2 separate regions of the Homo sapiens genome follow, and region 1 is linked to region 2. A link is a loop called in an ENCODE intact Hi-C map of the cell type or tissue named here. Cell type or tissue: PC-9. All regions are shown on one strand. Links, peaks and the distances in the headings refer to the core of each region. The heading gives the core; the rest is flanking DNA. Region 1 overlaps NKAIN1 (sodium/potassium transporting ATPase interacting 1). Region 2 holds the start of LOC105378621 (a long non-coding RNA gene).

Region 1 (15,714 bases), core at 7,715-15,714, 400 kb before region 2:
AGGTGGATCACCTGAGGTCGAGAGTTCAAGACCAGCCTGGCCAACATGGTGAAACCCCGTCTCCACTAAAAAATACAAAAAATTAAGCCGGGCATGGTGGCGGGTGCCTGTAATTGCAGCTACTGGGAAGGCTGAGGCAGGAGAATAGCTTGAACCCAGGAGGCGGAGGTTGCAAGTGGGCCTAGATCGCACCACTGCACTCCAGCCTGGGCAACAGAGCGAGACTCAAAAAAAAAAAAAAAAAGGAGGAAGGAATATATAGAGAAGAGAGAGAAAGAGAAGAAAGAAAAAAAGAAAGAGTCAGGCGCGGTGGCTCACGCCTGTAATCCCAACACTTTGGGAGGCTGCGGCGGGTGGCTTATGAGGTCAGGAGTTCGAGACAAGCCATGACTAACATGGTGAAACCCCATCTCTACTGAAAATACAAGAATTAGCTGGGCATGGTGGCACTCGCCTGTAATCCCAACTACTTAGGAGGCTGAGACAGGAGAATCGCTTGAACCTGGGAGGCAGAGATTGCGGTGAGCTGAGATCCCGCCACTGCACTCCAGCCTGGGTGACAGAATGGGACTCTGTCTCAAAAAAAAAAAAAAAAAAAAAAGAGAGAGAGAGAGAAAAGGAAGGAAGGAAAAGGAAAGGAAATGAAAAGAAAAAAGAAAGCAGGCCAGGTGCAGGGGCTCACGCCTGTAATCCCAGCACTTTGGGAGGCCGAGGCAGGCAAATCACCTGAGGTCGGGAGTTTGAGACCAGCCTGACCAACATGGAGAAACCCCGTCTCTACTAAAAATACAATAATTGGCAGGGCATGGAGGCACACACCTGTAATCCCAGCTACTCGGGAGGCTGAGGCAGGAGAATCACTTGAACCCGGGAGGCGGAGGTTGCAGTGAGCCGAGATCACGCCATTGCACTCCAGCCTGGGTGACGAGTGAAACTCCAAAAAAAAAAAAAAAAAGGAAGGAAGGAAGGAAAGAAAAAAAAGGAAAGAAAAAGGGAAGGGAAGGGAAAGAAAAAGGAAAAAGAAAGAGCTGGGTCAGGGGAGAACAGAGATCAAAGGCAGAGAGGACTGATGGGCAGGAATGTGGGGCTTCCTCTGTGAGCATTGGCAGGTGAAGACAGAGATGTGAGGCCTGGGTGACATGTTCTCATCTGTCACTCTGGGATTACAGTCAGGGGGCTCATTCTGTGTGGCTGGGATGAGATTTGTATTTTAGAAAAAGTAACTGAGTGGGGTGGTGGCCAGCCTTCCCCTGGCGGGAGATCAGGGAGAAGTCTGTATCCACTGTCCCCAGGAACTTTCACCCCAGCTCACTTAGGAGAGGGATTCAAGAAGCTATCTTGGCTTGGCTTGCAGCTCTCTAGGTAAAAATATCTCCAAACGAAGGAAGGAATTTTTCCCCCAGTGCACATGCATTTGCAATTTATGCAAAGGAGTAGATTGCTGTTGCCTCTGCACAGTTCCTGCCTTCTAAGTAACAAAGACACAGCAAGGCCGGTTATGATTTACAATCACCACAGCCCTCAGATTAGTGTTTCGGAGCTGACGCAACCAGGTGGGAAAGGTATTCCTCTTATTTTGTTCTTATTATTATTTGTTAATTAGCTGCATGTAACTGCTACACAAGCAGAAGTCCTGTAATATTTGACTTGGTGTTTGTTTGTTTGTTTGTTTTGAGACCGAATTTCGCACTTTCACCCAGGCTGGAGTGCAAGGGCACGATCTCAGCTCACTGCAACCTCCACCTCCCGGGTTCAAGTAATTCTCCTGCCTCAGCCTCCTGAGTAGCTGGGATTACAGGTGCGTGCCACCACGCCCAGCTAATTTTTTGTATTTTTAGTAGAGACGAGTTTTCCCCATGTTGGCTAGGCTGATCTCGAACTCCTGACCTCGTGATCCACCCACCTTGGCCTCCCAAAGTGCTGGTATTACAAGTGTGAGCCACTGCACCGGCCTTGACTTGGTTTTCTAATAAAAAATAATAACTTTAAAATTGAGATTGTTGCCGGGCGCGGTGGCTCACGCCTGTAATCCCAGCACTTTGGGAGGCTGAGGCGGGTGGATCACAAAGTCAGGAGATGGAGACCATCCTGGCTAACATGGTGAAAACCCGTCTCTACTAAATGTACAAAAAATTAGCCGGGCGTGGTGGCGGGCGCCTGTAGTCCCAGCTACTTGGGAGGCTGAGGCAGGAGAATGGTGTGAACCTGGAAGACAGAGCTTGCAGTGAGCCGAGATCACGCCACTGCACTCCAGCCTGGGAGACAGAGTGAGACTCCGTCTCAAAAAAATAAAAAAATAAAAAAATAAATAATAAAATAAAATTGAGATTGTTTATAAGACACTGAATCTGATTTTTTTTTTTTTAATAGAGATGGGATCTCACTATGTTGCCAAGGCTAGTCCCAAACTCCTGGCCTCAAGCCATCCTCTGGCCTTGGCCTCCCAAAGTGTTGGGATTACAGGCATGAGTGACTATACCCAGGCTACATCTAAATTTTTTAAAAGATATATTTAGGCCAGGCATGGTGGCTCACGCCTGTAATCCCAGCACTTTGGGAGGCCAAGGTGGGTGGACCACATGAGCCCAGGAGGGTATGAGACTAGGCTGGGCAACAGGGCGAGACCCTGTTCTCTACAAAAAATACAAAAATCCACTGGGCATGGTGGGATGCGCCTGTAGTCCCAGCTACTCGGGAGGCTGAGGCAGGAGAATGGCGTGAACCCCGGAAGTGGAGCTTGCAATGAGCTGATATCACGCCACTGCACTCCAGCCTGGGCGACAGAGCGAGACTCCATCTCAAAAAAAAAAAAATTCATTTAAATCTGCACTCACCATCGGAGGAAGAGACGGCCTTTTCCAGGCCTGGGTCATAGCCCTGAATACCCCGGTTTGTACTGATTTCCTTCCCCTCCTCTACTAAGTGGGTCCTGAGTTCCCAAAGGGCAGGGACCCCAACTTCTTCACTTCTGCATCCCGGAGCTAGCACAAAGCCTGACATAGACTAAACGTTCTGTGAATAAATAAGTGATGAACCCTGGCTGGGTGAGGGCATGTCAGATGTGGGATGGATGGATAAATGGGTCTAGCTGGTTATAGATAAATGAGTGAATGATTGTTGGGTGTGAGGATGAAGGAAGGCCAGAGCCATGCTGAGAATGGGAAGAACAGCCCCCACTCCATGTCAAGTGGAGAGAGCAGCACCTGTGGGCCAGTCAGGGAGGCCTTCCTACCAAAAGAGGGAACTGAGCTACACTGTGAAAACTAAGGAGGACTTGGATAAAGCCAAAGGGAGGCCCAGCGCAGTGGCTTATGTCTGTAATCCCAGCATTTTGGGAGGCCAAGGCAGGAAGATTAATTGAGGCCAGGAGTTCAAGACTACTCAGGGCAACATAGTGAGACCCAATCTCTACAAAATATTTTAAAATTACCCAGATGTGATGGCACATGCCTGTAGTCCCAGCTACTAAGGAGGTGAGGCAGGAGGATGCCTTGAGCCCAGGAATTTGAGGTTACAGTGAGCTGTGATCACCACATTGCACCCCAACCTGGGCAAAAGTGCAAGACTCTTTCTCAAAATAAAATATAAAATAAAAAATAAGGCAAAGGCAAATGAAGGTAGGACTTTAACTGCTGTTACAGCCTCTTGGGGGCAGGAGCTGATGGGAAATACAGGATTGAGCCAGATCCTAGTGGGCCCTCGGTGCCAAACTAAGAAGCTTAGACTGTTAAGCCTTCTATTAATTAGCCACTATGTATCAAGTCTAATTGTCTGTTAGTTTATGTGATATCTCTATATCCCCACAACAACTTCTCAAGAGAGGGATTATCTTCTCTATTTATAGTTGAAGAAATAGATTCAGAGAGGGAAAGTGACTTGCCCTAAGTCACACAGCAGAGCTGGAATTTGAATCTGAGTTTAAATGACTACAAATCTGCTACTGCTTTAAAAAAAAAAAAAAAAAAAAACCTCTCTCTGTTTTCTATCAATAAGGTCACAGAGAACAGAGGGGGTTTGAGTGGGTACCACTTTGGCTGGAGATGATATCACCTCTTAGGTGGATTTTTTTTTTTTTTTTGAGACAGAGTCTTGCTCTGTCACCTAGGCTGGAGTACAGTGGCGCGATCTTGGCTCACTGCAGCCTCTGCCTCCCAGGCTCAAGCAATTCTCCTCCCTCAGCCTCCCAATCTGCTGGGAATACAGGCATGTGCCACCACACCCAGCTAACTTTCGTATTTTCAGTAGAGATGGAGTTTCACCATGTTGGCCAGGCTGGTCTTGAGCTCCTGACCTCAAGTGGTCCGCCGACCTTGGCCTCCCAAAGTGCTGGGATTACAGGCGTGAGCCACTGCGCCCAGCCTTAGGTGGAAATATTTGGCAGGGTGCCTCCTCAGCTGCACCATGAGCCTGGATTGCTCTGTCACAGCCTCCTCCGTCCTCTGATGGAGACCTTCTCCCTTAGGGCCAGGTAACAGCTGAGTCAAGAACATCAAGCTGGACCCCAGAACACCAAGGCTCCCAAGGCCAGGCAGAGTCAGGGTGGAAGGAGGAAGAGTGGAGTGGAGGAAGTGTGGGATAGGAGCAGCAGACAGAGACCGTGGCAGAGGCCCCTGGACAAGCCTGGGGAGTTTCTCCCCCAAGGCCAGCAGCTGATGGAAGTCAAGGCTGGAAGGGCCCTTGGAGATTACCTAGTCCAGTGACTTCCATGCATGGAAGAGGAGCCCCAAACCCAGCGGGGAAAGTGGGCTGCCCAAAGTCACCCAGGAGTCAGAGGCAGACTTCCCACCACAATTTACACCTCTTGACTCCCTTACCAGTGCCAAGATGGGAAAAGGTGGTGCCAAGATGGGACAGGTGGCTGAGAAAGGCCTATTCTGCCACCAACCTGCTGTGTGACCTTGGACAAGTCACTTCCCCTCTCTGAGCCTCATGTTCTCTTTCCTCAAAATGAAATAATGATTCCAGCTCTGCCTTTCTGCCAAGGAGCATCCAGTGAGAGATGAGCTTTACAATCTGCACATCCCTGGGAGGGGAGTCACCGACAAGAGGCAGGCTGGTGCCAAGTGGGTAAATGCCAAGGTTGGGCCTGGCACCACCAGGCTTCCCTCACCACCTTACCCAAGCCTGCAGCTTCCTTGGTCTCTGCCCAAGCCTTGCCATCTGTGTGGTAGCATCAGCTCCACCTCCTCCTGCCTCCCTGCCTGGAAAAAGGCTTCTTATATCTTCTCACTTTATCTGAATATTCCCTCCCCCTCCCCAGCCAGACCCTCTTCTCTCCTCTTCTGTTGTAGTTAGGACTCTTTGTTGCAAATGACAAAAATCAGCAGGACAAGGAGGGAGAACCAGCTTTAGGCATGGCTGTATTCAGAGGCCTGAAAGATGGCTCAGGACATTCCCTTGTGTGTTCAGTCTTCCTCCCACACACACTCTCTCTGTACCTTAGCTATGGCTTTCTCCTCAGGCGGGCCATCCACCTGAGGTGGCCAAGGCAGCCACCAACAGCTCCAAGCTCACACCACACCCATTCAGGTATCCTGGCAGGATAGCAGCTCTGTTCTGATTGTTCCAGCAAATATCTAGGGTGATTCTCAGGGGCAGAGCATGGGGTGAGCGCCTATCCCTAAATTCATCATTGTCTTTGATTATTTGGCTAGACTTGGCTTACCTGCCCACCCCAGAAACTAGAAATGAGTCAGCCCCACTCAAGCCATGTGGACAGAGTGGTAGGAGGTGGTTCTTTAAAGCAAAATTTGGCTGGGCGCAGTGGCTCACGCCTATAATCCCAGCACTTTGGGAGGCTGAGGTGGGTGGATCATTTGAGGTCAGGAGTTCAAGACCAGCCTGGCCAACATGGTGAAACTCTGCCTGTACTAAAAATACAAAAATTAGCTGCGTATGGTGGCAGGTGCCTGTAGTCCCAGCTACTCGGGAGGCTGAGGCAGGAGAATTGCTTGAACCTGGCAGGTGGATGTTGCAGTGAGCTGAGATAGTTCCACTGCACTACAGCCTGGGCGACAGAGCGGGACTCTGTTTAAAAATAATGATAATAAATATTTAGAAATAAAAAATAAACGACCATTTTATTTAGTTCATGATTCTGTGGGTCAGCTGGGAGATTCTTCTGGTCTGGGCTATGTGTCTGTGGTCAGCTAGTGACCCGGGGTGATCTAGCATGGCCTCGCTCACATGGTTGATGGCTGATGGGCTATTAGCCGGGGTGCCTTCGCTCTCCTCCCCGTGGCTTCTCATCCTCCAGCAGGTCAGCTGGGGCTTGTTCACAAGGTGGTCTTGTTATAAGTGAAGCAAGTTGGCAAGCTCCAATGAACGCCGTTTTTTTTTTTTCTTTTCTTTTTTTTGAGACGGGGTCTCACTCTGTCGCCCAGGCTGGAGTGCAGTGGCATGATCTTGGCTCACTGCAACCTCCGCCTGCTGGGCTCAAGAGATTCTCTCACCTAAGCCTCCCGAATAGCTGGGACTACAGGTGCGCACCACCACACCTGGCAATGGTTTGTATTTTTTGTTGAGACGGGGTTTCACCAGGTTGCCCAGACTGGATGCATGCATTTTTCAAGCCTTTTTCAAACATGGTTTGCATTGTGTTTGCCAAAGTCCCTTTAGGCAAAGCAAGTCGCATGGGCAAGCACAGCATTAGTGTGGAAGGGCACTACTGAAGAGCATGGAAATAGGAAGAGGAGGATTCGAGGCCAATTTTGCAATCTATTCCAGCTCCTTCAGGGAAGGGGAGTGAAAAGCATTCCTTCTCTGTAGCCCAGGAATGCCATGGGCCAGGGCAAGCTCCAGATGGGGATCCTTGGAAGAGGTGACTCGGGCTCCAGGACTTCCTTGCCCTCCAAGGCTAGGGGTGGCAGTCTGGATTCTGATCCCACCATCTTCTCCACATGGAGAAGGTGCAGGAGCTTGAGCCGCTAGAGGGAAGGGCCTCCTTGGCAGGGAGGAAGGTGTTCTGAACCCTCACTCCTATCACCTTTCAGCCCACCCCAAAGTGATGATCAGGCTTAAGGACCCCCCAGCATCCCTTTGGTAGTGAAGGACTGGATTGTTCTGAGGCTTATGCCTCATCACCATGGTAACTGGTGCCACCTGCTCCCCAAGGTCAAGCAGGAATCCCTGTCCTTCCCTTTCAGGGGGGTGACAGTGGCCTCAGCCTGTCTCTTCCACAGGTGGCTGCGCTGGAGCGGCAGATCTTTGACTTCCTGGGCTACCAGTGGGCTCCCATCCTAGCCAACTTCCTGCACATCATGGCAGTCATCCTGGGCATCTTTGGCACCGTGCAGTACCGCTCCCGGTACCTCATCCTGGTACGGCTCACCTAGCCCCTTCCCAAGCCAACTCCTCTCCTCACCCCTGCCCACTCCACCCCTCCCTGCTCCTCAAAACCAGAACTGCCCCCCAACACTGGGGCACTGGTCTTGGCTCCACCCAAAACAAGATGGGGTGAATGTGCACAGCCCCATGCTTCTTTGCTCAGAGGAGACAAGGGTTTTTTTTTTCCTGAAGAATTTTTTAGGGAAATAATCCAAATATAAACAAAATGGATCATGTAGTGAGTGCCTGGCACGTGCCAGGCACGCTGCGAAATTTCACATGCTTCATCTCATGTCTACAATAGCCCTGTGAGGTAGATCTTAACAGCTCCATTTTCCAGATGAGGAAACTGAAGCTCAGAAAGGTTGCGAGTCTTCCTAAGGTCACACAGCTAATGAAAGCAAGGCAGGATTAGAACATCAGATCAACAGTGAAGGCTCCTGCTGCGGCACCACACGGCCTCAGGAAGGGGTGGGCGCAAGGACACAGGAGGGATGGGCTTCATCTTATTTAGTTTCTCAAGAAGCTTCAGGAAGGCTTGGCATTTGTCTCTCTTGCCCGATGTACATCAAGGATGTGTTCTGGAGCAGCTAGTGTGGCTTTGAGGTCAGTGCCTCCCTGCACTCCAGCCCCAGGAGTCTGGGTCTCTCTCCTCCTCCCCGACAGCCTCTTCCCAAGTCCTGGTCCCTGATAGTCTCTGTCAAACTCCTGCTTTCAGCTAGATTCACCCATATTCCCTGCTGTTCCTCAGTGACCTCTTCACATGGCTCTCTTGAGGGAAAAGGCTTTTCACTAGATTTACTACATACATGCTTGACACCTACAATCACAATGACATGCAATGTCATGCTGCCTCCAGAGCCCACACACACTCATTCTAGGACTTCTCTCCCCACCTCCACAGGCTCAGTTCCCAGAAGCCAGGTGAACAGGACCCTAACAAGGCTCTCTCTCATCTGACATAAGAGAACACTTCTCTCCAGTTCTCAGGAAAGCCCCAGACACCACTGTCAACAACACTATCTGCCAGGTGACAGCCACTAGAATTGCAGGCACAGGACTTGGGTAGAAGCATCCAGGTCTCAAATCGACCCTAACCTCCTCTCCAGCTCACTACCGTGGGTGGAATGCTGTTCTCCCCAGAGGTGGCCACATTCGGGATGTGGGAAAACTGAGGGGCCCAGGGGCCTCAGTGCTGACCTAGCATTGCTGCTCCAGCATTGCTGCTCCCAGTCCCTCCCATCCCAGCCCTCTCCTTCCAGACAGATGGAAAGATTGCTGGAGCGGGGCACATTGACCTGTGTCATTCAAGTACAATTTATAGAGCAAGGAAGGGAGGGAGGAAAGTGATGGAGTGAGGGCATCCAGGGCCCAGGCTGGACTCCCGTTCTATGCTTGGGGTCTCAGTTTGGTCTGCTCACCCCAGCCTTTCTCCAGGCCCCATCCATGATCCTGCCTCCACCTGCCCTGGTTCCCTTATACCCAGACTCCAGCCACAGCCATGTGAGAAGATGTCACACACATACTCAGGCACAAGGCTGCAGGATAACCTCCTGTCTCTTTTGGTCTAAAGTTCCCAGCATCCACTGCCCTCCAGCCTGGGTGACAGACCAAAATCTTGTCTTAAAAAAAAAAAAAAAAAAAAAAACACAAAAGAATTAAGACTTTTTTTTTTTTTTTGAGACGGAGTTTCGCTCTTGTTGCCCAGGCTGGAGTCCAGTGGCATGATCTCAGCTTACCACAACCTCCACCTCCCAGGTTCAAGTGATTCTCCTTCCTCAGCCTTCCGAGTAGCTGGGATTACAGGCATGTGCCATCATGCCTGGCTAATTTTGTATTTTTAATAGAGACAGGGTTTCTCCATGTTGGTCAGGCTGGTCTCAAACTCCCGACCTCAGGTGATCTGCCCACCTTGGCCTCCCAAAGTGCTGGGATTACAAGCGTGAGCCACTGCGCCTGGCCTCTTTTTTTTTTTTTTTTAAATATGGGTTTTCTCCATATTGCCCAGGCTGGTCTTGAACTCCTGAGCTCAAATGATCTGCCCACCTCAGCCTCCCAAAGTGCTAGGACTACAGGTATGAGCCACTGCACCTGGCCCATTTCCTATAGTCTTAATGGGTTCATCCAGCTATTCTGTGCTAGGCATTGGCATTGCAGTGGTGAGCCAGGCAGTCAGAGTCCTCGCCCTCTAGTGGCTTACCACCTGGAACATGTTTCTGAAAGTGTCATCTGAGTCACAATCTCCTAGGGATTGCTTAAGCAATCCCTTTTAAACATCCCTAGAAATTCAGAATCAGTAGGTCTAGAGGTAGGACCCAAGAATCTGCATTTTTGACAAACATCCTTGAATGATTCCAGTATTCTAGAGACAGCTGGTCTAGAGGATGTTGTTAGCACAGTGGATGGGATTAGCTATCAGAGAACTTGATTTGAGTGGCAGCCCTACCTCCTCCTAGCTGTGTGATCTTAGAAACCTTAAACTTCCTTTCAGTTTTAAGTTAGTTCTCTCTAAAAGAGGGCAGTGCTGACCTTGCAGGGCTGTTGTAAGGCCTGATGGGTGTGTAAATGATTTGTAAGCTACACTGTGCTCTCTGAGTGAGGTATTCTCATAATTTCCCCTGCCCAGATCTCCTCATCCCTGAGCTCTGTCTCCATTGACACTCCCCATCCCCCACTCCCCAGGCCCCACCCTGATCCCACCTCTGCTTTCCCCAGTATGCAGCCTGGCTGGTGCTCTGGGTTGGCTGGAATGCATTTATCATCTGCTTCTACTTGGAGGTTGGACAGCTGTCCCAGGTAAGCCTCAGACCTGGCAGTGCCATAGGGCAGAGCCTGACCATTCCCATCCCCTGCCCTAAGGGTACTGTGGTATAGGACCAGAGCATCATGTCTCGAAGAAGTCTCTCTCTCCTTACATGCCCAAATAATCTGTGTGCCCCATTTCCTACTTACACAATTTATTTCTGGCTTCCTCAAACACAATGATGGAGCAGATAAGGCTGAAGAGCAGTCCATGTGAAGATGAGCCAGGGGTCCCAGTTGATCACAAGCTCAGTAAAAACCAACAGTATGTGGGAGCCCAGAAAGCTACTCTTAGGCCCCGCTAATAGAGGTAGAGTATTCAGAGCAAGGGAGGTGAAAATGCCATGCGCTTTGTAGTGCTTAGACCACAAAGATTTGGGTTAATTCTGATCAATATTTTTCAGAAGGGAAAGAGACTAGTTAGAGTTTGTTCAGGGAAGATTGAGCAGACCAAGAAAGTAGGACTGTTTCGCTTGAATAAGAGCAAGCCCAGAGAGACACAACTTCTATTTTTAGATATAAAAGAGGCAAAATATGTGAATTTAAGAGCATTGGCTTTGTAGTTTGACCCTGCTAGATTCAAATCCCAGCTCTAAAACCTTCTAGCTGTATTACCCTGGGCAAGTGGCTGATCCTCTCTGAGCCCCAGTTTCCTCATCTAGTAAGTGGACATAAGAGCAACTGCAACTTCATGTGGTTGCTGAGGGGATAAAATAAGGTCACACATCTGAGTGCTTGGCCCCTGGTCGGCAGGCAGTGAGTATTTATCTGTTGAATGAGTGACTGCATGGATGGGCACATGGGTACACACCCTGGGTAAGAACTTCTGATCTAGGCCAGCCCCTTCTCCATTTAACAAATGTGGAGACCAAGGCCCCAAAGGAGAGGTTCGCCCAGGGTCGCACACAGGGGGAGCAGTGGAGATACTGAATGGGCTGTTAAGGGGCTGGTACTGAGGATTTCACCTGTGGCTGGGAAATTGTTAATGTTCCTTCCAGCTCTGAAAATTCTGAGGCCCCTGTGAGTCCACACAAACCCCTTCCCATCTCAGTGACAAAAGAGTGAGGCCTGTGTGGTCATTAAGTGCCACCTGTTGGTCAAATATGGACTTGCAGGTGCAGGCTCCCTGAATCCCTTCACCGATCAATATAGTCTTCCTGGGCTGGGGGAGTAGCTCCCCCCTCCCTCTCCCTCACACTCAGTATCCCAGGCCCCTTTGCCCCCAGGACCGGGACTTCATCATGACCTTCAACACATCCCTGCACCGCTCCTGGTGGATGGAGAATGGGCCAGGCTGCCTGGTGACACCTGTTCTGAACTCCCGCCTGGCTCTGGAGGACCACCATGTCATCTCTGTCACTGGCTGCCTGCTTGACTACCCCTACATTGAAGCCCTCAGCAGCGCCCTGCAGATCTTCCTGGCAGTAAGTCCTTCTGTCCCCCACCCTACACACACTTCCCGATCCCTTTCTTTAGCTCTGGTTGAGGGGATGGGTTGGGCGCAGTGGCTCACGCCTGCAATCCCAGCACTTTGGGAGGCCATGGCTGGTGGATCACCTGAGGTCAGGAGTTCAAGACCAGACTGACCAACATGGAGAAACCCCGTCTCTACTAAAAATACAAAATTAGCCAGGCATAGTGGCACATGCCTGTAATCCCAGCTACTCAGGAGGCTGAGGGAGGAGAATTGCTTGAACCCAGGAGGTGGAGGTTGCGGTGAGCCAAGATTGCACCATTGTACTCTAGCCTGGGCAACAAGAGCGAAACTCCATAAAAAAAAAAAAAAAAAAAAAAAAAAAAAAAAGAGGGAATGAACCTAGGTCTTCCGCCTGTCTGTCCTTTTGTCTGGATCTGTTTCCATATCCTGTACCGTCTTCCCTCACCGCTGCCCCAGCCCCTGTGCAGAGTGAACAGGTTTAGTGAGTAGGATGAGGCATCAGACTATGAATCAATCCTGGGTTTAAGTGCTCAATACACCCACTATGTGACTTTGGACAAGTCACCTGCCTTCTCGGAGCTTGTTTCCTTATTCACAAAAAAGAATGACAATACCAGCCTCAGAGTTGTGAGAATAAGAAAGTGACCCCAGTGGGCGTGATGCCTCATGCCTGTGGACCCAGCTACTTGAGAGGTTGAGGCAGGAGGATCACTTGAGCCCAGGAGGTTGAAGCTGAAGTGAGCCATGATTGCAGCACTGCACTACAGCCTGGGTGACAGAGTGAGACCCTGTCTGAAAGAAAGAAGGAAAGGAAGGGAAGGGAAGGGAAGAAAAAAAAAAGAAAGAAAGAAACTCCAAGATAGGAGTAGTTCCTGTTTCTAGAAGGGCCAGCCCTGTCCTAGGCACTTTGTACCCACAAAGTCACATAATCCTCTTTCTTCTTAACAAGCCATAAGGTATTGCCCAAGTCCAAGTGGGAAAACTGAGGCTCAAAGAGGTAAAATGATTACTTGTCTCAAGTTACACTTTCAGAAGAGTTAGACCATGTATGTTTGACTTTAAGGTGAAAACATTTAATTGGAAGTTGTTACGGTTTGCCTTCATCCTGGCATGCCTCCTCCCTTGCCAGTCAGAGCGTACAGGGCCCGGCAGGGGGCGGAGGAAGAGGTTCCCACTCCTCCTTCCTCCCTGACGTGTCATCTCCACTCCCAGCTGTTCGGCTTCGTGTTCGCCTGCTACGTGAGCAAAGTGTTCCTGGAGGAGGAGGACAGCTGTGAGTAAGGCGCCCCTGGGGAAGTGGGGAATCTGGCCCTGCGCCTTCAGCACCCTGGACAGAGGCCTGTGACTGGCCCCGGCGGGAGGGAGCCCAGGGTCGGCCACGGGCCCCTTTCGAGGGGAAGAGGCGGCTGGTATGGAAGGCTCTGCATACCAGCCCGTTCCAGGCTGGGGTCCAGACGTCCAGGTGCCCAGTCCCTGGCCCCAGCACCCCCTTTCCCCAATCTCGCCCCACCCCATCAGAGGTCTTGTCCCGTTTAGAGGCTCTAGCCCCGCCCCTGAGAGCCTTCTCTCCCATAGGACTGCCCGGCCTCCCAGGCCCAAGCCTTAAGGACTGGGGCCTGACCCTCAGCTGGCCCGGCCTCGCCGCCTCCAGACCCCCAGAGGCCCATCCCTCAGGGTCCAGCCGAAGCCCCGCCCCAGGCCCTGCACGGGGTCTGACCCTCGCCCCTCCCCTCCTCATGGCTTCTCTGGCTCCGCTTCCTAGGGTGGGAGTCCTGCCCTCAGATTCTTCCCCTTCAGGACCCAGTCTCCCTCTCCTCGCCCCCGCCGCCGATCCCTAACATGCGCCGCCCCTCTTCCGCAGTTGACTTCATCGGCGGCTTTGACTCCTACGGATACCAGGCGCCCCAGAAGACGTCGCATTTACAGCTGCAGCCTCTGTACACGTGGGTCACGGCCCCCTGCTGGCTTGGGGAGGCCTGGGCGTCGGGGTTGCGAAAAGGAGGGGATGGAGGAGTGGGCAGGGCAACCGGGTCTCTCCGCCCCCATACTTTTGGGATCCACTCTCCCTAACCTGCCTTTGTTTCCCGCAGGTCGGGGTAGCCTCTGCCCCGCGCCCACCCCGGCGCCTCGCCCTGGGCTGACCGCAGCTGCCGCGAGCTCGGGCCAAGGCGCAGGCGTGTCCCCCTGGTGGCCCGCGCGCTCACTGCAGCCTGTGCCCAACCCCGCGTCTGCATCTGGAGATGCGGACTTGGACGTGGACTTGGACTTGGACTTGGATTTGAGCTTGGCTCTTCGCAGCCCGGACTTCGGAGGAGTGGGGCGGGGCGGGGGAGGGGCACCACGGGTTTTTTGTTTTTTGTTTGTTTGTTTTTAATCTCAGCCTTGGCGTGAGCTGGGGCCTTCCTCTCTTCTCCAGCCTCTCCCTTTCACTCTTCACCCAGCATCCTGCCCCCCTGTCCAAAAACAGCAGGACATCAGACCCATCCCATCCCACCACACTCACTCACCAGCTCTGGGGAAAGCTACTGTGAACTAGGAGCAGGATTCCTGGGTTCTAATCGCAGGTCCATCACTGACTGTGACGTCTAGCAAAGCCCTTGCCCTCTCTGAGCCTCGGTTTCCGCACCTCAAGTAATTAATCCCTTAGCAAATGGACTCTTTTAGACTTCTCATTTAACTCAATTCCCTGAGCTAGACTGGGATTAAAATTCTCATTTTGCAGTACATTAAAACTGAGGCCCAGAGATGTGATTTGCTTGAGGCCACACAGCTAGATTTTTGGTGGAAGTGGGCCTTGAACACAGTGTACTTTCTGCAGTTTCTGACTGTAAAACCCAGTGTCTGCTCTCTGAGTTCCATTTCCAAGCCCCCCTCCATCTTGGACCTATGTGGTCTCCACCATATTCACACACCACCACCACCACTTGCCAATGCCTCTCTTAAAGCAATATACCCATTCGTTCTCTTATTGGGAACTGGATGGATGAAGCCCCAAATTCAGCCCCACCCACAGAGAAGCCTTCCTACACTCAGCCTCTGTCCACCCTTGGCAAATCTTTCAAGCTCTCTCCTCCAGGAAAGTGGGGCCCCAACTCAGTCACTCCACCCCCTTCCAGGTCCCTGAGGCTGGTTCTACTGTATCCCCATCACCTCCACAACTCCACTCACCCCTGACGGCTCCATCCACCTCACCAGTTGGAAGGCTTGTGGTTTCAGAGAGGAGCAATGCTGGTCAGCGCTGCCCAGACTCCAGTGTTTACAGATCACCAGCATTTACAACCAATCCAATGGCCAGAAGCCTCCTCTAACAAGCCCAGAAGGAGTTCTGAAGGGGCAGATGGGGGTGTGAGTAGTCGGGGAGTCGGGATTGCCAGCACCCTCACCCTTCCTTGGGGGCAAGTAGAGGTGAGAACACTTTCCCCACCTCCCTCCACAGACACTCCTGAGGACGCTGCATCCCACGCACTGCCTGGTGCGTCCATAGAGAGAGGATCAGGTCTCAGCATTTCATCTGTGAAAGAGGCATGGCCCTGGGTTAGAAAGGAGGGCAGGAGACATGGAGGAACTGGGGGGCACCCAGATGGTGCAGATGGTTTGCACACCTGAGCCTGTCTGTGGTGACCATTCCGCTCCTCTCCCACTACCCTCCAATCTATCATTCCCTACTCTCTAAGGCCAAAATATCCTGAGCAAGGCTGGCAACCCCACCCCACCATCCCAAATGCAAGCAGCCAGGCCCAGGAGTTCCTCTGGCCCCCACAGGCATGGAGCTCCCAGCTGGTGGGTACAGCTTGAGAGGGGGGCAGCTCCCTCAGGCTAAGCTACTGCCCTTCACTGGGCCAGCCCTGCCTCCAGCCCTCACCTCTCTCACCCCAACTCTCCCCCAAGCCCCTTTCTACTCAACGGGTGTAGCCACTGGTGCTTTGAAGCCTTTTGTTTTTATAAGATGGTTTTTGCAAGGGGACCAGGTTCTCTTTTCACTGGGACCTTGCAAGGAGGGGAGTGCTCTCCTGGTTTCTGTGCAGGCGGGTTGATTAAAGATGGTGTTTTCTTCTCTATCTTCCTGTCCTGCCCATTGGGTCTATAGAACTTTCTAAGTGAGAAGTCCCTGCATGAGGGCAGGCAGGAATGATTTGATGTTGATGTTA
Region 2 (16,130 bases), core at 5,138-13,137:
ACAAGGGCAGAAGTTGGGAGGTTGAGGTGGCAGCAACAGGAGCCATGGAAGTGGTCGGATCCTGGGTCTGCAGGCGTGGGGTGTCGGAGAGACAGGGTCGAGGATAAGCAAGGGGGCATCATCACCCACAGAGTTGGGGGTGCCGTGAAAGCAGGTCTGGGGCAGGGGCCGCCAGGGCTGGGTTTGGGCCTGTGGATTTCGAGATGCCGTCACTCAGCTGCGTGAACTCCTGGAAGTGAGCATGGACACAGGAGTCCCGTGCTCTGGGGAAAGGCTGGGGCTGGAGGTGTGGGTCAGGGAGAGAGAAGGTGGTGGAAGCCAGAGACTGCGTGGGTCACGTAAGGAGGGAGTGAGGGTGGGGCACAGGACCAGAGCCTCCCAGGAGGTCAGGGAGGCCAGGAGGCACCGGCAGAGGAGCCAGGAAGCAGGAGGAAAACCAGAGCGAAGCTGCTGAGGACTGGAGAGGAGACCCAGCCTCCCTGTGTTAGGTGCTGCCGCCGCCTACACCCAGAGGCACTTGGCTATTTGGTCCTGCCACAGGCAGGCCATGGGTGATCCTGAGAAGACATATGAGGATGAAAGCCCAGTTGAAGCAGAGAGGGAAGTGGGGGACTGGAGAGTGTGGCAGAGGGGTCAGGAGTCAGGGGGCATCTCTACAGCAAAGCCCTAATGAAAGGGGGGAGTCAGGGATGTGGATGCCTTGGAGGAAAGTTCTACCGGCAGAGTGAACAGCTGGGGCAAAGTCCCCAACCATGAGTGGGGCAGCCTGTGTTTGGAGAACTAGCAGAAGGCTGTTTTGGGGGAGGTGGGCAGCCCAGGGCTTCGTGGGCTGGGAGCAGGCTGGAGTTGAGTCTGCCTGAGGCTAATGGGCAGCTACAGAAGGCTTCGAGTGCTTGATTTATTTATTTTTTTAAAATGCCCTTGGCTGGGCACGGTGGCTCACGCCTGTAATCCCAGCACTTTGGGAGGCCAAGGCGGGTGGATCACTTGAGGTCAGGAGTTTGAGACCAGCCTGGCCAACATGGTGAAACCCCGTCTCTACTAAAAATACAAAAATTAGCTGGGCATGGTGGCAGGTGCCTGTAGTCCCTGCTACTCGGGAGGCTGAGGCAGGAGAATCGCTTGAACCTGGGAGGTTGCAGTGAGCTGAGATCACGCCACTACTCCAGCCTGGGCGGCAGAGCGAGACTCCATCTCAAAAAAAAAAAAAGCCCTCTGGCTCCTGAAAAAGGCCCTCTGGAGTCTTTAATTCCTGTCCCTGCTGACTCCCTTCCTGCCACACCCTTATCCCGGGCCCTCCCCTGACTTCCCAGCAGCCGTGGCTGCTGTCCCCTCTCCCTCTGATCTCAGCCAGGCTGCGGGGGCCCCCCTTGGCCACCCAGGCAGCGGAAGCTGGGGGCCAGTGGGCATCCCCTGGGGCCTCTCTGGCCGGTGTGAGGGTCCTTTGTCTCCATTTGATCAGGCCCTCGTGGAGCCGGAAGTAGCCTCTGATACCCACCAGACAAAGGGCTTCTTTGAGAGGCCAGGAAGTGGCGAGCTGGGATTTATCTGCCCAGGGATTTGTGGGACCATCCGAGGGCCACAGGGCAGGAGCCCTGGTCCTCACAAACCTGTTTCTATGATGTCACTGATCTTCCTCCCTCCACCTCCTTGCTCAGCTCTCCCTGAGTCCCCCAGTCTTTTCCTGCTCTGGCCCTCCAAGGAGCCTGTCACAACAGTGCAGCTCTCATGCGGAGCTGCCACAGCAGGTGCAGCAGCTCTGAGAAGGGAGACAGTTCTTATTCCTGTTTCACAGGCAAGTGAGCGCAGGCACAACAGGGTTAAGTAACCAAATTCCCATGTAAGGGGTGAGCTGGGGGGCACCCCCCGGCAGACCCACTCCAGAGCCCACTCTCTTAAGCTCCCTGCAGTGCGCCCACAGCATCTGACTTGGGTAGGGGGGTCATGCAAGCTTATGTCTTTTTTTTTTTTTTTTTTTTGAGACAGGGTTTCACTCTCTTGCCCAGATTGGAGTGCAGTGGCGTGATCTTGGCTCACTGCAACCTCTGCCTCCCAGGCTCAAGTGATTCTCTTGCCTCAGTTCCACTACTGCACGGGCTAATTTTTGTATTTTTTGTAGAGATGGGGTTTCACCATGTTTGCCAGGCTGGTCTCGAACTCCTGACCTCGAATGGTCCACCAACCTTGGCCTCCCAAAGTGCTGGGATTACAGGCGCGAGCCACTGCACCTGGCCAGCCTCATGTCTTTTAACCACCACATTTTACAGAAGGCCTTGAGAGGGGAGGGAATTGTCATGTCACATAGCTAGTTAGGGAGCAGAGCCCAGGGCTGGGCCTTGGAGTGGAAGAGGCTTGGATTTGAATCCCAGCTCTGTGCTGTTGCTTGTTTGTGACCTGGGCAAGTCCCTTACCTCTCCTAAGGGTTATTTTTCTTGTCTTGAGGCCAGCAACACCCTCCTGCGGGATCGCTGTGCTGACCCAATGCACTGAGACACGCCTCTGTCTGGTGCAGGACATATCCCCGAGGTGCCAGTTCCTTTTCTTCCCCTTCGCTACACCCAGGGCCAAAGCTGACCACAGTTCAGGGGGTGACATGTTCCAAGGTGCTTACACCTCAGCAGTGGCCTCTGAGTACCCCCCGGAGCCATAGCCTTTCATCAGGGTGCCAGCCCTAATCACCCAGGGTGCTCCTGCAAGGCTTCAGGTCAGAAGGAGTGAATCCCCAGTAGCAGAATGCCCGACCCTGTGGTGGGTGGTGGAGAAGAGGCTTGGAAGGCTGGAGTGTGCAGGATCCATTCCCACATCTCCAGGGTGGGCAGCCAGCCCTGCTGGAGGAGCAGCCGCCTTGCTGGGCGGGCAGGTAACTGAGTTGGCTGAGCCCGCACTTCGTTAAAGGGGAGGGGACTCAGGGTCTGGGGGCTCAGGGAGCTACTGATCTGTCAGGAAGCGCTGCTCAATTTTCCCCGATCAGACCTGTTTCCCAAACAGCCTTTCCTGAGGGGGAAGGATCCAGGACAGGGCCTCCCCCTGTCTTCTCCCTATGGCCCGTTTCTCCTTTCCTAACAACACCCAACCTTCGTGTGTGTGTGCCCCGTCCTGGGCTCAGGACACTTGGTGTCTTATTTGACCCTCCAACAGCTCTGTGCAGGGGGCACACTTGGGCCTATTCCAGAAGAGAAAATGGAGGCTCTTCCACACAAAACCCCTTGCTCAAGGCCATGCAGCTACCAATTCGTCAGCCAAGATTCTAAGACTACTTGGCTGGGCGCGGTGGCTCACACCTGCAATCCCAGCACTTTGGGAGGCCGAGGTGGGTGGATCACCTGAGGTCAGGAGTTCGTGATCAGCCTGGCCAACATGGTGAAACCCCATCTCTATTAAAAATACAAAAATTAGCCGGGCATGGTGGCGCACGCCTGTAATCCCAGCTACTTGGAAGGCTGAGGCAGGAAAGTCATTTGAACCTGGGAGCGGAGGTTGCAGTGAGTCGAGATCGCGCCACTGCACTCCAGACTGGGCAACAGAATGAGACTCTGTCAAAAAACAAAACAAAACAAAAAAAACTACATTCTTAACCCCTACTCAGGGCTGCTGGGTCAGATGGGAATGCAAACTTGAGTAGGCAGCAACCAGCAGGGACGGTGGTCCCCCGTGTTAAGAGAAGGAGGGTCTATCTTTCTCACATGATGGGAACTCTAGGGCTGGTGCACAGGTCAGCAGCATTGTCAGAGTGCAGGCTCTCCCAACTCCGTTGTCCCTAACTTGTGGTGTTTGCCCTCGTAGTTCCAAAGTGCCTGCTGTGCCTCCAGCACTCACGTTTCATTCCAGGCAGAGAGGCACTGGGAAAGTCAAAGGTCTTGGGAGGCTTTTTTTAAAATTTGGGAAGTAGCCGGGCGTGGTGGCTCACACCTGTAATCCCAGCACTTTGGGAGGCTGAGCGGGGGAGATCACTGAGGTCAGGAGTTCTAGATCAGCCTGGCCAACACGGTGAAACCCCGTCTCTACTAAAAATACAAAAGTTAGCCAGGCATGGTGGCAGATGCCTGTAGTCCCAGCTGAGGCAGGAAGAATAGCTTGAACCTGGGAGGCGGAGGTTGCAGTGAGCTGAGATGGCACCACTATTCTCCAGCCTGGGTGACAGAGCGAGACTCCTTCTCGAAAAAATAAAATAAAATAAACAAAAATAAAATTTGGGAAGTGAAGCCCTTCCTCATTGACTCCCACCTAGATCTCTTGGGCTAGAACACGCGCCTGGCTACTCATGGGTGGAAGGTAGTCAGGAAAAGAGCTATGAGCCTTCCAGCCTCAAGAGCTGGGTAAGGCAATGGAGGGGCAGCTAGGGGAGGTGTTGGGGGTGGGGGATCCATGTCCCTGCCTGGCTACTGTGGTCCTGCTACTGGTTCCACGCCCCCTGCAGAGGCTCCACCCCCGCCGGAGAGTTGAGGGACTTCCTTAATGTGCCTCTGTCACCCAAGGTCTGGGAGGTCACAGGAAGCCAAGAGAGCTTGAGCAACAGGGCAATTTGTTCTCGTTGCCTCATTTTCCTCATCTTTAACGCTGGGCCTTCACCCTACCTGCCTGACAGAGTGGCTGGGGGGATTAAATGAGACAGCGCGCACAGGGGCTGCGGCGGCTGAGCCGTGGACTCTGCATGGCACATGGTGTTTCTGGAGTGCTGCTGCCAAGCAATTGCCTTCTTCGTCCTGGCTTCAGGTTTCCCAGCTGCAAAATTGGATGAACGAATCATATTCTATGCCATGGGGTCATTCTGAGGATTAAATGACATTACACACCAAAGTGCTTCAGGGGCCATCTCCGTCTGCTTCTGCTGATTTCCGTGGGGTAGAGTCATAGAAGGTCAAGGCCCCTGTGAAGGTTCTTGTACCCAACAGGGGAGGTGCTGTTTCCAGCTGCGATTTGAAGAGGGAGGCGGTGGAGGGGAGGGAGGCCCTGCCAAAGCCCAGGAGCCCCCGGACACCTCCTGCTCAAGTCCCCACTTCCTCCAGGGGAGGCCCTGGGGACCCATCAGATAGTTTGCCGGCACCCTCCCAACAGAAGTCCCGGACTGATCAATGGCTCCCTGCTGGACTTTGAGCCTTCAGCCACAGTGGCCCAGCCTGGTTGGCTAGTCACAGCTGCTGTACCCAAACCTGGCTCCAGGGAGAGCAGAGGGGCTCCCTGGGACCCGCATGGGGCCCTGACCTGCTCAGGAGGGATGCAGACAACCTCTGCCTCTTTGTCGCTCCATGCCTCAGTTTCCCTGTGGCTCAGCATCTTGGGAGAACAGGGGATGGCGGAGATGCTGGAGCCCCTTCCACAGTTCCATTTTGCCTTGCCCCCTGGTTTCCATCTGGGCCCAGCTGTCCGGGGCCTGGAGAGCAGGAGCAGGTGTGTGCAGGGGTATGAGAGTCTCGGGTTCCAGCCCCTGCTTTGCCCTGACCCGTTGTGTGACGCTAGACAGCTGGCTTCTGCTCTCTGGGCCTCATCTCTGTAAAAGGGTCCCCATAAAAGGGTCCCCATCCTAAACCCCTTCCAACTCGGATATCTCCGTGGCTGTGAATCCATGGCTCAGGATGTCCTCTGCCCAAGGACAGCTTTCAACAGGACCTGGAAGCCCCCTGCCCAGGAATGTGTCCCAGGACGACAGTAGCCCTTCCTCCCTGTCCGTCTCCCCTCTCCAGGGCGGGAGACACGCTGAGTTGGCGGGTACAGTGCGCCCTCTGGTGGCTACTCAGGAACACTGCTCCATCCGGGCCCTGGTCGCTAAGTTCTCTGCTGGGCTGGTGGGGGTGGTCGGGGTTGGGGGTGGTCGGGGTTGGGGGCGGGGGGCGGCCCGCAAGGGCTGTAGGGGTAGCAATTTTCTTTCCTTTTCGGGGATGGGTGGAGGTGGGGTTGCTATAGTTCTGGGAAGCTTTATGGCCCCCAAATGTATACCTGCCACCAACATCACCAACATCTGTACCTCAGAGAAACTAAGGCCCTGGCTGGGATTTTTTTCTCCTGTTTCGCAGACCCCCGTCTGATGAGCTGATGGGGTACCTTGTCTCTGTGAGGTGAGTGGCAGCATCCCCACATGGTGGATGAAGAGACTGAGTCTCAGGCGGCCTCGTGATTGGGCCACTCCCAACCTTTCCGGCCTCAGCGCCTGCCCCTTCCTGGGACATCCCAGGGCCTCCGGCCTCCCAGCCGAGACTCACACTGTCCCCTCTGCCCAGAATACCTTCTTCTTGGGAGGAATGTCCATCCTTTAGGTCTTAGCTCAAATGCTCTTTTATTTGTCCTTATTTCAGAAATTGTGGTAACGTATTCGTCCATTTCTGTTGCTTGTAACAGAATACCTGAAACTGGGTAGTTTACAAAGACAAGGAATTTATTTTATACGGTTCTGGAGCCTGTGAAGTCCAAGGTTGAGGGGCCGCATCTGGTGAGGACCTCCTTGCTGGTGGGGACTCTGCAGAGTCCAGAGGCCACACAGGATATCACATGGTGAGGGGGCTGAGGTGCTGGCCCGGGTCTCTCTTCCTCTTCTTATAAAGCCGCCAGTCCCATGATAATCAATTAACCATTAACCCATTAATCCATGAATCCATGAATAGATTAAACCATTCATGAGGGCAGAGCCTTCATGACCCAATCACCTCTTAAAGGACCACCTCTCAGGCCAGGCCTGGTGCCTCACGCCTGTAATCCCAGCACTTTGGGAGGCCAAGGTGGGCAGATCACCTGAGGTCAGGAGTTTGAGACCAGCCTGGCCAACATGGTGAAACCCTGTCTCTGCTAAAAATACAAAAATTAGCCGGGCATGGTGACGGGCACCTCTAATCCCATCTTCTTGGAAAGCTGAGGCAGGAGAATAGCTTGAATCTGGGAGGTGGAGGTTGCAGTGAGCCAAGACTGTGCCACTCCACTCCACTCCACTCCACTCCACTCCACTCCACTGTGGAGGTTGCAGTGAGCCGAGATCGTGCCACTCCACTTCACTCTACTCCACTCCACTGTGGAGGTTGCAGTGGGCCGAGATCATACCACTCCACTCCACTCCACTCCAGCCTGAGCGACAGAGCAAGACTCCATCTCAAAAAAAAAAAAAAAAAAAAAAAAAGAAGAAGACCACCTCTCACCTCTCAATATTGCCACATTGGAGATTAAACTTCAACATGAGTTTTGGAGGGGACAAATGTTGAAACTATAGCACAGATACATAACATAAAATCTATCATTTTAACAATTTTAAGTGTACAGTTCAGTGGCATTCACTACACTCACAGTGCTGTGCAGCCATCACCACCGTCCATCTCCAGAGCTTTGTCATCTTCCCAAACTCAAACTCTGTGCCCATCAAACAATAACCCCCATTTCTTCCCTCCTCTCTGCCTCTGGCAACCTCCATTCTACCTTCTGTCACTATGAACTTGACTACTGTAGGTATCTCATATAGGCAGGATTATATAATAGGCTCCTCCTTTTGAGTCTGGCTGATTTCACTCAGCATAATGTCCTCAAGGTTCACCCACGTTGTAGCATGCGTCAGAATTTCCTTCATTTTTCAGGCTGAATAATATACCATCGTGTGCCTTGGTCACATTTTGTTTATCCATTCATCCATGGATGGCCACTTGGGTTGCTTCCTCCTTTTGACTATGTGAATAATGCTGCTATGAACATTGGGGTTGAACAAATATCTGTTCAAGTTCCCGTTTCAGTTCTCTTGGGTGCATCCACAGAAGTAGAATTCCCAGGTCATGTGATAATTCCATGTTTAATTTTTGAAGGACTGCCATATTGTACTCCCACGGTGGCTCTACCATCTTACAGTCTTGCTAGCAATGTACAAGGGTTCCAATTTCTCCACGTTCTCACTAACACTTGCTATTTTCTGTCTTAAAAAAAAAAATAACAGATGGCCAGGTGCAGTGGCTCATGCCCATAATCTCAGCGATTTGGGAGGCTGAGGCAGGAGGATCACTTAAGCTCAGGAGTTTGAGAACAGCCTGGGTAACATAGTGAGACCCTGTATCTACCAAAAAAAAAAAAAAAAAAGTTAGCTGGGTGTGGTGGTGCACGCCTGTAGTCCCAGCTACTGGGGACACTGAGGTGGGAGGATTGCTTGAGCCTGGGAGGTTGAGGCTGCAGTGCGCTGTGATCACACCACTGCACTCCAGCCTGAGCAACAGAGTGACTGAGATCCTGCCTTAGAAAAAAAAAAAAAAAGCCGTCCTGATGGAGGTGGAGTGGTGTCTGAGCATTGTGCCAGGCACTTTGTGGCATTATTTCATTTATCATATTATTATTATCCCCATTTGGCAGACGAGAAAACCGAGCTTCAGGGAGGTAGAGTCGCTGCCCTAAGTAACAGGGAGTCTGAGCTCTAAGCTCCTGCCCTGCCCGTGTGGTGCCTTCTCTGGGATTTATTAGGTGCCTGGGATGGAGTTCCCCAGATGGCCAGCAGGGGGCGCCCTTGACCCGGAGTCTAGCCTGGGCTTGAGGGTGGGGAGGGCAGAGCGGAGGGCTCAGAGTCCCTCAGTCCAAACCACTTACTCTATCCCCATTTTACCCTCCTCACCGCCAACCCAGTTCCCAGCCTCTGACTGCAGAGAACCCTGCAGCAGGGACTCAGGCAACTTGATAGAAGTGGGAGAGGTCCCATTAACAAGCCTTGTGACCTTGGGTGTGTGGTTGAACCACTCGGAGCCTGTTTCCCGTCTCTGAAATGGGGGCTACCACTGCTGCCTTGAGGATCTATCGATAGCCCTGCAAGTCAGGCATTTTGGCTTCCTGGAAGGTTGAGATGATGCTGCTGTTTTGGGGAATGGAAAAATGAGCATTTACTGGGTGCTAATTATGTACTGGGTGCTAATTATATGCTGGGTGCTTCCAATGGGACATTTTATTTTATGCCAACATAGTGAAATAAGGAATATTATTCCCATGTTACAGACGAGGAAACTGGGCTCGGAGAAGAGAAGTGAGTTGCTCAAAGCTCACATAGCCAGAAAACAACAGAGCTGGAATTCAAACCCAGCTTCTCCTTCTCCTCCAGGTGACCATTCAAACAAAGGCTAATGTGTGGTCTGGGGAGGGACAGGGAGACGAAGAGGCAGAGCTGCTTGCCTCCCCCTTCCTCCTTGGACTCTGCGGCCAGGCCGCCTGCCTTTGGCTCCACCACCTACTAGTTCTGTCCCCAAGGGCTGATCACTCCACCTCCCCGAGCCTCAGTTTTCTCATATGTACAATAGAGATAATCAACTTTGGATGATTCCGGATTTTAACAGTGAAAGGAAACGTCTTGGGTCAAAGGGAAGTCCCAGGCACAGCCGGTTTCAGGGATGGAAATAACGGGGTTATCCTTCTCTATCATTTATTCTTGGTTTCTCAGTCGCCTCTCCACCTCTCTGGGCTCTGCTCATCTCTGGGTTGGTGGCCTCACTTTCTCCTACTGCAGGCTTGCTTCCTTGATGTGGTGGGTGAAGAAAGGAAGGCAGGGCCACAGAGAGCGTTGGGCTTACATCTTTCCAGCTTTTCACCCTCGGGAAAGAGAGAGCTTCTCTACTCACAGCCAAATATTAAATCACAGGGAAAGAGTCTGATTGGCTAGGCTTATCTATTCCTGGGCCAATCACTGTGGCCAGTTGGAGATGAGGCATCCTAACTGGCTGATCTAGGTTACATGTCTGCCCCTGTGGTTGGGAGTGGGGAGTCTGGATAAGCAGCCTCACCAGAAGCACTTGGAGTGGGGCCAGGGCAATCAGTCATAGCTAACGCATCACTTACCATGTGCCAGTGTTGTTCTCAGCACATTGAACGCACAAATTCATTTAATTCTCACAACCAGGGTCCCATTCTACAGGTGAGGCAACTGAGGCAGAGAGGCACACAGCTGGTGAGTGGTGGGATTTGAACCCATTCTGGTTCCAGAGCACAGGCTCTAGTTCACCTGGAGGAAGGCTGTGGCATTATCAGAAGCAGAAGGGAAGGGCTGCCTGGCAGACAAACCCTGTTCCCTCCAGCACCCGTGGTATTCTTGGATGACAAAGAAGTCACCCCTTCCTGGGCTCGGCACACAGTAGGCCTTGTGGAATAGATGTTCTTCCCTTTCCTTGGAAAATCAGGGCAGACCAGCCTTATCCCCAAGGAACCAGGTTGGTGCTGTCCAGTTGAAAGTTCTCTGTGGACGTAGCCCCAGCCTAGGAAGCTCCAATGGCCACTGCTCCCCCTGCCGGGAAAACTGGAGGTGGCCATTGGGCCCTTCCGCCCCACCAGCCTGCACAGAGGGCTCTCTCAGTGTGGAGGGACCTCGGGTGAGAGGTGTGAAGTGGGAGGAGGGCGGGGAGTCTGGCTGGATCCCCCCTCATCCCGCTACCACCCGCACCAGGCTCCTTCCCTCCGTGTTATCCTTGGAGCTGAGGCTGGGGGCCGGGGGCTCACCAGGGGCGGTGGTGGGCCTCTGCTGGGTACACAAACACCAGTCAGCCATCCAGTGGCCAGTGAACAAGGCGAGCCCTCAGCAGAACTCGATAAGGTTTCCAAAAACAAGACGGGGCCGTTGAAAGGCTACATTACTCCCTCTTGCTGACAGCTGCTAATTTATGCTAATCAGATGCAGGAAAACCCCAAGTTCCCAGTGGGCCCCAGGAGACAGGGAGAATCCAGCCCTGCTGAGCAGGAGGGTGAAGTGGACCTGTGTTCCCGTGGCCGCCCGGCCCCTGCCCTGCCCTGGGCCCCAGAGTGGCCTCAGTTCTCCTGGTCCCTCGCTCTGCTGGGCCAAGAGGGGCTGGGACCTTGTCCTGGGTGCCAGGGCCCCTGAGAAAGATTAGGGGGATGGGGTTTTGGGGTCAGTCTGTGGCCTGGCTGAAAACAGGCAAGGTGGCTGCCACGAGCCACGCACTCAGCCATTAATTCACTGACTCCTCCTCAACTCCGCGAGGTGGGAGTCACTGTGGCTGTGAGGAAACAGAGGCCTGGGGTGGTTCAGTGACTTGCTCAAGGTGGCCTGGAAATGGAAGCATTGGGTGACAACTCTGGTGTCAGGCATCCTGGGCTGAGCTCCTGGATCGGCCACGGAATAGCTGCGTGACCTTGGGCAAATTGCTTAACCTCTGCGTGTCAGTCCCCTCATGAGTAAAGCGGGAATGATGGCCATATGTCCTCATGGGATGTTTGGACCATTAAATGAAATGCTGGCATGCGGCGGGCAAGAGCAGAGTTGGTCATGGCCTTTAGCAAACTGAGGCGTGGCCTGGAGTCCGACTCCATGGGTCTGACTCCGAAGCCCAAGTTCCTCCAAAGGCCCCAGGCTCTTTCCTCCCTGAGGAGTCTGGGGACAAGAAAATTCCCAAGGCACAGCCCCTTCCCATCCGAGGCCCCCACCCACATGATATGACCAAATGCAGAGTGCAGGGGGCAGTGAGATCCCTGGGCCTGCTCCGGACTCCTCCAGGCCTCTCAGCAGGCAGCCTCGGCTCATGGAAAGGGCATGGGGTTGAGGACCAGGGACGAGGACTCCAGCCCCAGCTCGGCCTCTTCTTTCCCACCAAGTGGCTCAGGGGTGGCCTTTTTGATGTGAGATGAGACACTGGACATTGCATTCCCCGTGGTCTGCAGGGCTGTGTGTAGGGTGTCATCATTTCTGCCTCTTACCTTGGCCTGTGCTGTTTCTAGGCCCTGACCCCCCTTTCCTAGGTCAGGGCCGGTCTCCTCTGTCCAGCCTTGCTGGCTGCCCCTGGGTCCCCATGACTTTCCTTTCCTTTCCCTTTTCTTTCCCCTTTTCTTTCCCCATTCTTTCCCCTTTCCTTTCCCCTTTCCTTTCCCTTTTCCTTTCCTTTCCTTTCCTTTCCTTTCCTTTCCTTTCCTTTCCTTTCCCCTTTCCTTTCCTTTCCCCTTTCCTTTCCTTTCCGCTTTCCTTTCCTTTCCTTTCCTTTCCTTTCCTTTCCTTTCCTTTCCTTTCCTTTCCTTTCCTTTCCTTTCCTTTCCTTTCCTTTCCTTTCCTTTCCTTTCCTTTCCTTTCCCCTCTTTCCTTTCTTTGGAGTCTCACTCTGTCATGCTGGAGCACGGGTGGCGTGATCTCGGCTCCCTGCAATCTCTGCCTCCCAGGTTCAATTGATTCTCGTGCCTCAGCCTCCCGAGTAGCTGGGAGGGACATGCACCACCACGCCTGGCTAATTTTTTGTATTTTTAGTAGAGATGGGGTGTCACCATGTTGGCCAGGCTGGTCTTGAACTCCTGACCTCAAGTGATCCACCCACCTTGGCCTCCCAAAGTGCTAGGATTACAGGCGTGAGCCACTGTGCCAGGCCGAGAGTGCATTTCTTTAACCCTTTGCTGCTGGCCTCATGCTCCTTGGGGTCCATTCTCACTCCTTCCCTCAGACTCCCTCCCTCCCTCCTCAGTTCAGCTCCCCTCCCCGCTCCCCAGTTGCTCTCCTCACCACACATCTGCAGCCTCACCCAGTCACTGTGGCTCAGGCACTGGCACGGGGATGGGATGGCCTGGTGGTCAGCACTGGCTGCTACCTGTCTGTTTCCTCGCAGGAGGAGCTGACTGAGCCTCAGTGTCCCCAGATAAGGAGGGGAGTATGCTCCCAGAAGCGTCTCCTGGGGGGCTAAGTGAAAGCCGGGCCAACCCTTCGTCCAGAGCCCTATGTCCACGAGGACCAGCCTGGCAGGCACGGGCCCTTCTGGCACCAGCGTCCTGAAGGGCTGAGCAGTTGGTGACTGGATAATCCTTTTCTGAGTGTATCATGACCTCTGGTTGTGTGAGGAAGCCCAGAGACCGACTATGGCTTCCTTGGGCTTCCAGAACATTCTTGGGTTTCTGGAACCATCAGAGCCACGGTAATCTGGTGATTCTGGGTGGGCCGTCTGGGGGCCTGGGCCTTGCAGCTGTGAAGAATTCATTTAAATTTTCCATGGAGGGATTGGCTCCCGGCCAGGCCACGTGAGTTATTTTGAGGCACTCTGGTCGGTGCTCTCTGCCCTGCCCTCGTCCAAGTAAACGAGCCCCACCGAGTGGGCCTGGAAACCCCACCCAGCCTTGTTTATGGCCCTGCTGGGCTCTGTGGCTGGTCAGTGGCCAGAATCTGGCATCTGCCCCCCATTCCCTCACCCCAGGCTGGGTGGAGTAGGCACAGGATGGTAAAATGTCCTGACCCATTCATGGCAGTGTGGTTTCTGGGCCAGGCAGGGGCATCCTGAACTGAAGAAAAATAAAAATAAGATAAACATAGCAATCCCAATGTCACCCTTCTGGGAGGCCTCCCCTCGTGTGTCAGGGCATGCGGTACAGCCGGAGACCAGGAGAAGACCATGTCCCTGCCGGCCTACCACGGGCACACAGCCCAGCACCGGCAAAGCTGCCCTGCCATTTTTCCACTGAGAAGTGCTTCAGCGCATTCAAGGTTGGCTCTGGTTGAGTGTCTGGGGGCCCGGGGGTCCCGCCCCCTCTTTCCCACTGCGTTGCCCCCCAACCAGAGGCTCATGCTCAGCTGCTTGCTCTCTCCAAGATCCTCCCCAGAGGCCGGGGTCCCAGCTCACCTGGGAGGGTCGGAGAAGGTCCCACTGCCCCCTCGGGGCGGGCCTGGGTCTTTTCCAGTCCTCTAGTGAGTGAAGCACCCTCAAGTCCATGCCTGCTCAGGGCATGGGGCAGGGGTGTCCCTCACATGGAACAGCTTTGGTGACCCATGGAGCCAAAAGATCCCCCTGCTCCCAGCAGTCAGAGGGGAAGGGACAAGGCTCCCATCAGGGCAGACTCCCCTGTCCACTGTCTTTCAGTCAGGACGACCGCAGGGGCAGCTGCGGAAACCAGCTTTGCAAAAGTTATACCAGTTATATCGGGGGTCAAACGCCTCACACACCTGCACTTTATGTCCATGGCAACCCTAGCAGGTGGATTCCATTCAGGAGTATGCTGGTAAACAGGCTCTCTAAAAAAACAAAGCAACCAACCAACCTCAAACACAACAACTACTGATTCGTAGTATTTGTCAATTCTCACACTTCCATGGAGGCCCATGAGGCCACTGAACTCAGAGTTAAGCCATAGGACCTCTCCAGCATGCACCGGTCCTGTTCCCATGCCAACCATGAGCTGGGGAGCGGTCTCCATTCACAGATTCAGATGCATGGGGAAAGCACCCTGCCTCTGCTTCCTGAACTGACCTTTGTTTCTATTTTAGATCCTCATTCCATTAAGCGATGGAAGCCCCACATCTAGACATCATGGTTCCCACTGGCCCCTGCCCAGGCTTGTCTAGGGTGTGGGGGTTTATGTGGCGCTGAGACACCGGTGGGGAGGGACACATTAGATTCTTAGCATTGTCCCCTCTCAGCTTCCCCTGTGATGTTTGCCTCTCCTCTCCTCTCCTTTCCTCTCCTCTTCTCTCCTCTCCTCTCCTTTCCTTTCCTTGATGGGGGTCTCACTCTGTCTGTCACCCAGCCTGGAGTGCAGTGGTGCTTACATGGTTCACTGCAGCCTCGACCTCCTGGGCTCAAGTGATCCTCTCACCTCAGCCTCCCGAGTAGCTGGGACTACAGCCATGCACCACCACGCCTGGCTAATTTTTAATTTTTTTTTGTAGAGATGGGCTTTTGCCATGTTGCCCAGGCTGGTCTCAAGCAATCTGTCCACCTCGGCCTTCCAAAGTGCTGGGATTCCAGGCATGGGCTCCTGTGCCTTGCCTTGCATTCTTGTCTAGACTTTGCAGGAAACTGCAGAGTCCTTCCTCGTTCCTGACCAGTGTGCCTTCAGAGCCTCCACATCAACGCCATGTTCATGCCACTGTGAAAGCCACCACGTCAGTGCCGGGTCCGTGCCACTGTGAGAGCCACCACGTCAGTGCCGGGTCCGTGCCACTGTGAGAGCCACCACGTCAGTGCCGGGTCCGTGCCACTGTGAGAGCCACCACGTCAGTGCCGGGTCCGTGCCACTGTGAGAGCCACCACGTCAGTGCCGGGTCCGTGCCACTGTGAGAGCCACCACGTCAGTGCCGGGTCCGTGCCACTGTGAGAGCCACCACGTCAGTGCCGGGTCCGTGCCACTGTGAGAGCCACCACGTCAGTGCCGGGTCTGTGTTACTGTGGGTAGAGGGGCAGCATCCAGCTGCATCTGCCCCTCTGAGAGAGCTCTCTTGCCCTGTTGCCTGCCAGGCAGCTCCTGCACTTCTCCATGGGGTGGCTCTGGCCATGCCCTGGGCTCTGCTCTCACCGTTTGCTGTCTTTCCCTGGGCCTGGGAGAACTGTCACTTCCAGGGGGTTGCAGGGAACCCCCAACCCCAGCTTTCTCCTCTGTTCCTCACCTTCTACCTGGTCTCAAGGGTGGGGAGGACATTTCTGGTTCATCGCGTGAGCTTCTAAATTTTCTATACTATTCAGAGCGTGGGCTCTTGAAACATGGAAAACCAGGTGCTCTGACTGCTGTGCCTATATTCTTCTGTGTCCTGCTCAGCTGCCCAGATGTGGGGACTAAGGGCAGGGGGCAGGGAGGGAGGGGCAACAGGAAATTCTGGAGAGAGAGGCATTGGTGAATACTTCAACAGATTATCCTGATAAAGCAAACACAGAGAGGTTAAGTGACCTGCTCCAGGTCTCCCAGCAGGTCAGAGGCAGAACCAGTCAAACCGAGTCTGAGTCCTTGGCCTCCAGCTCAGCAGAAAGCAACTAGTGAGAACATCATGATGTCCCTTTGAACAGATTGGGACGGAGGCCCAGAGCAGGGAAGAAATTACCCAAGTGGATGCAGCAAGTTGAGGCAGAGTGAGGACTGGAACTCAGCATGCCGCCTTTGTCTGGTGTTGCAGCCCGGAACCCCCGGGAAGCCTCAGAGAGCCTGAGGGAGGAGGAGAGAAACATCAGAGCAGGGAGCTACTAGGGCCTGGCTGCTCTGCTCCCATGTGGCTCAGGAAGGGCTTGTCCCCTGTTAACATCTATTTGTCATCTCTTCGCTGGGGTGCTTTGAAAGGAGAAGGACGGGTCAGGTACAGTGACTCATGCCTGCAATCCTAGCACTTTGGGAGGCTGAGGCAGGAGGATCACTGGAGGCCAGGAGTTTGAGACCAGCCTGGGCAACATAGTGAGACTCCATCTCTACAAAAAATAAAATAATTAGCCAGGCACACTGGCTCACACCTGTAATCCCAG

The links. A loop is a pair of places that touch in the nucleus more often than their neighbours do. Peaks named below come from ENCODE experiments on the same cell type or tissue, not always from the same donor. Only the 100,000 strongest peaks of a DNase experiment are listed, where the experiment ranks them.
Region 1: it touches region 2 in a loop (14-fold over the local background); 3 of 110 quality-filtered maps call a loop at or near these places.

The regions. Positions count from the first base shown.
Region 1 is chr1:31,179,655-31,195,368 of GRCh38, reverse strand. NKAIN1 (sodium/potassium transporting ATPase interacting 1) reads left to right here. Exons shown (of 7, transcript NM_024522.3): 2 at 7,182-7,319; 3 at 10,042-10,122; 4 at 11,355-11,552; 5 at 12,779-12,839; 6 at 13,428-13,509; 7 at 13,657-15,624. The coding sequence ends at 13,666. Among named protein-coding and RNA genes, the nearest start is that of NKAIN1, 52 kb to the left of the region's middle. RefSeq lists an enhancer at 11,093-11,387 and a silencer at 13,506-13,755. In PC-9, for the core only: CTCF peaks have their summits at 9,499 (motif pointing left), 11,043, 11,245 (motif pointing left), 13,731 (motif pointing left) and 2 weaker places; DNase peaks (open chromatin) are centred at 9,518 and 12,798.
Region 2 is chr1:30,772,091-30,788,220 of GRCh38, reverse strand. It overlaps LOC105378621 (a long non-coding RNA gene), which reads left to right and starts at 5,870. Exons shown (of 3, transcript XR_947134.2): 1 at 5,870-6,053; 2 at 6,334-6,486; 3 at 12,528-13,142. RefSeq lists enhancers at 1-350, 8,359-8,438, 8,549-8,738, 14,385-14,885 and cis regulatory regions at 8,237-8,761, 10,075-10,740. In PC-9, for the core only: CTCF peaks have their summits at 5,595, 8,259, 8,460 (motif pointing right) and 10,188 (motif pointing left); a DNase peak (open chromatin) is centred at 9,620.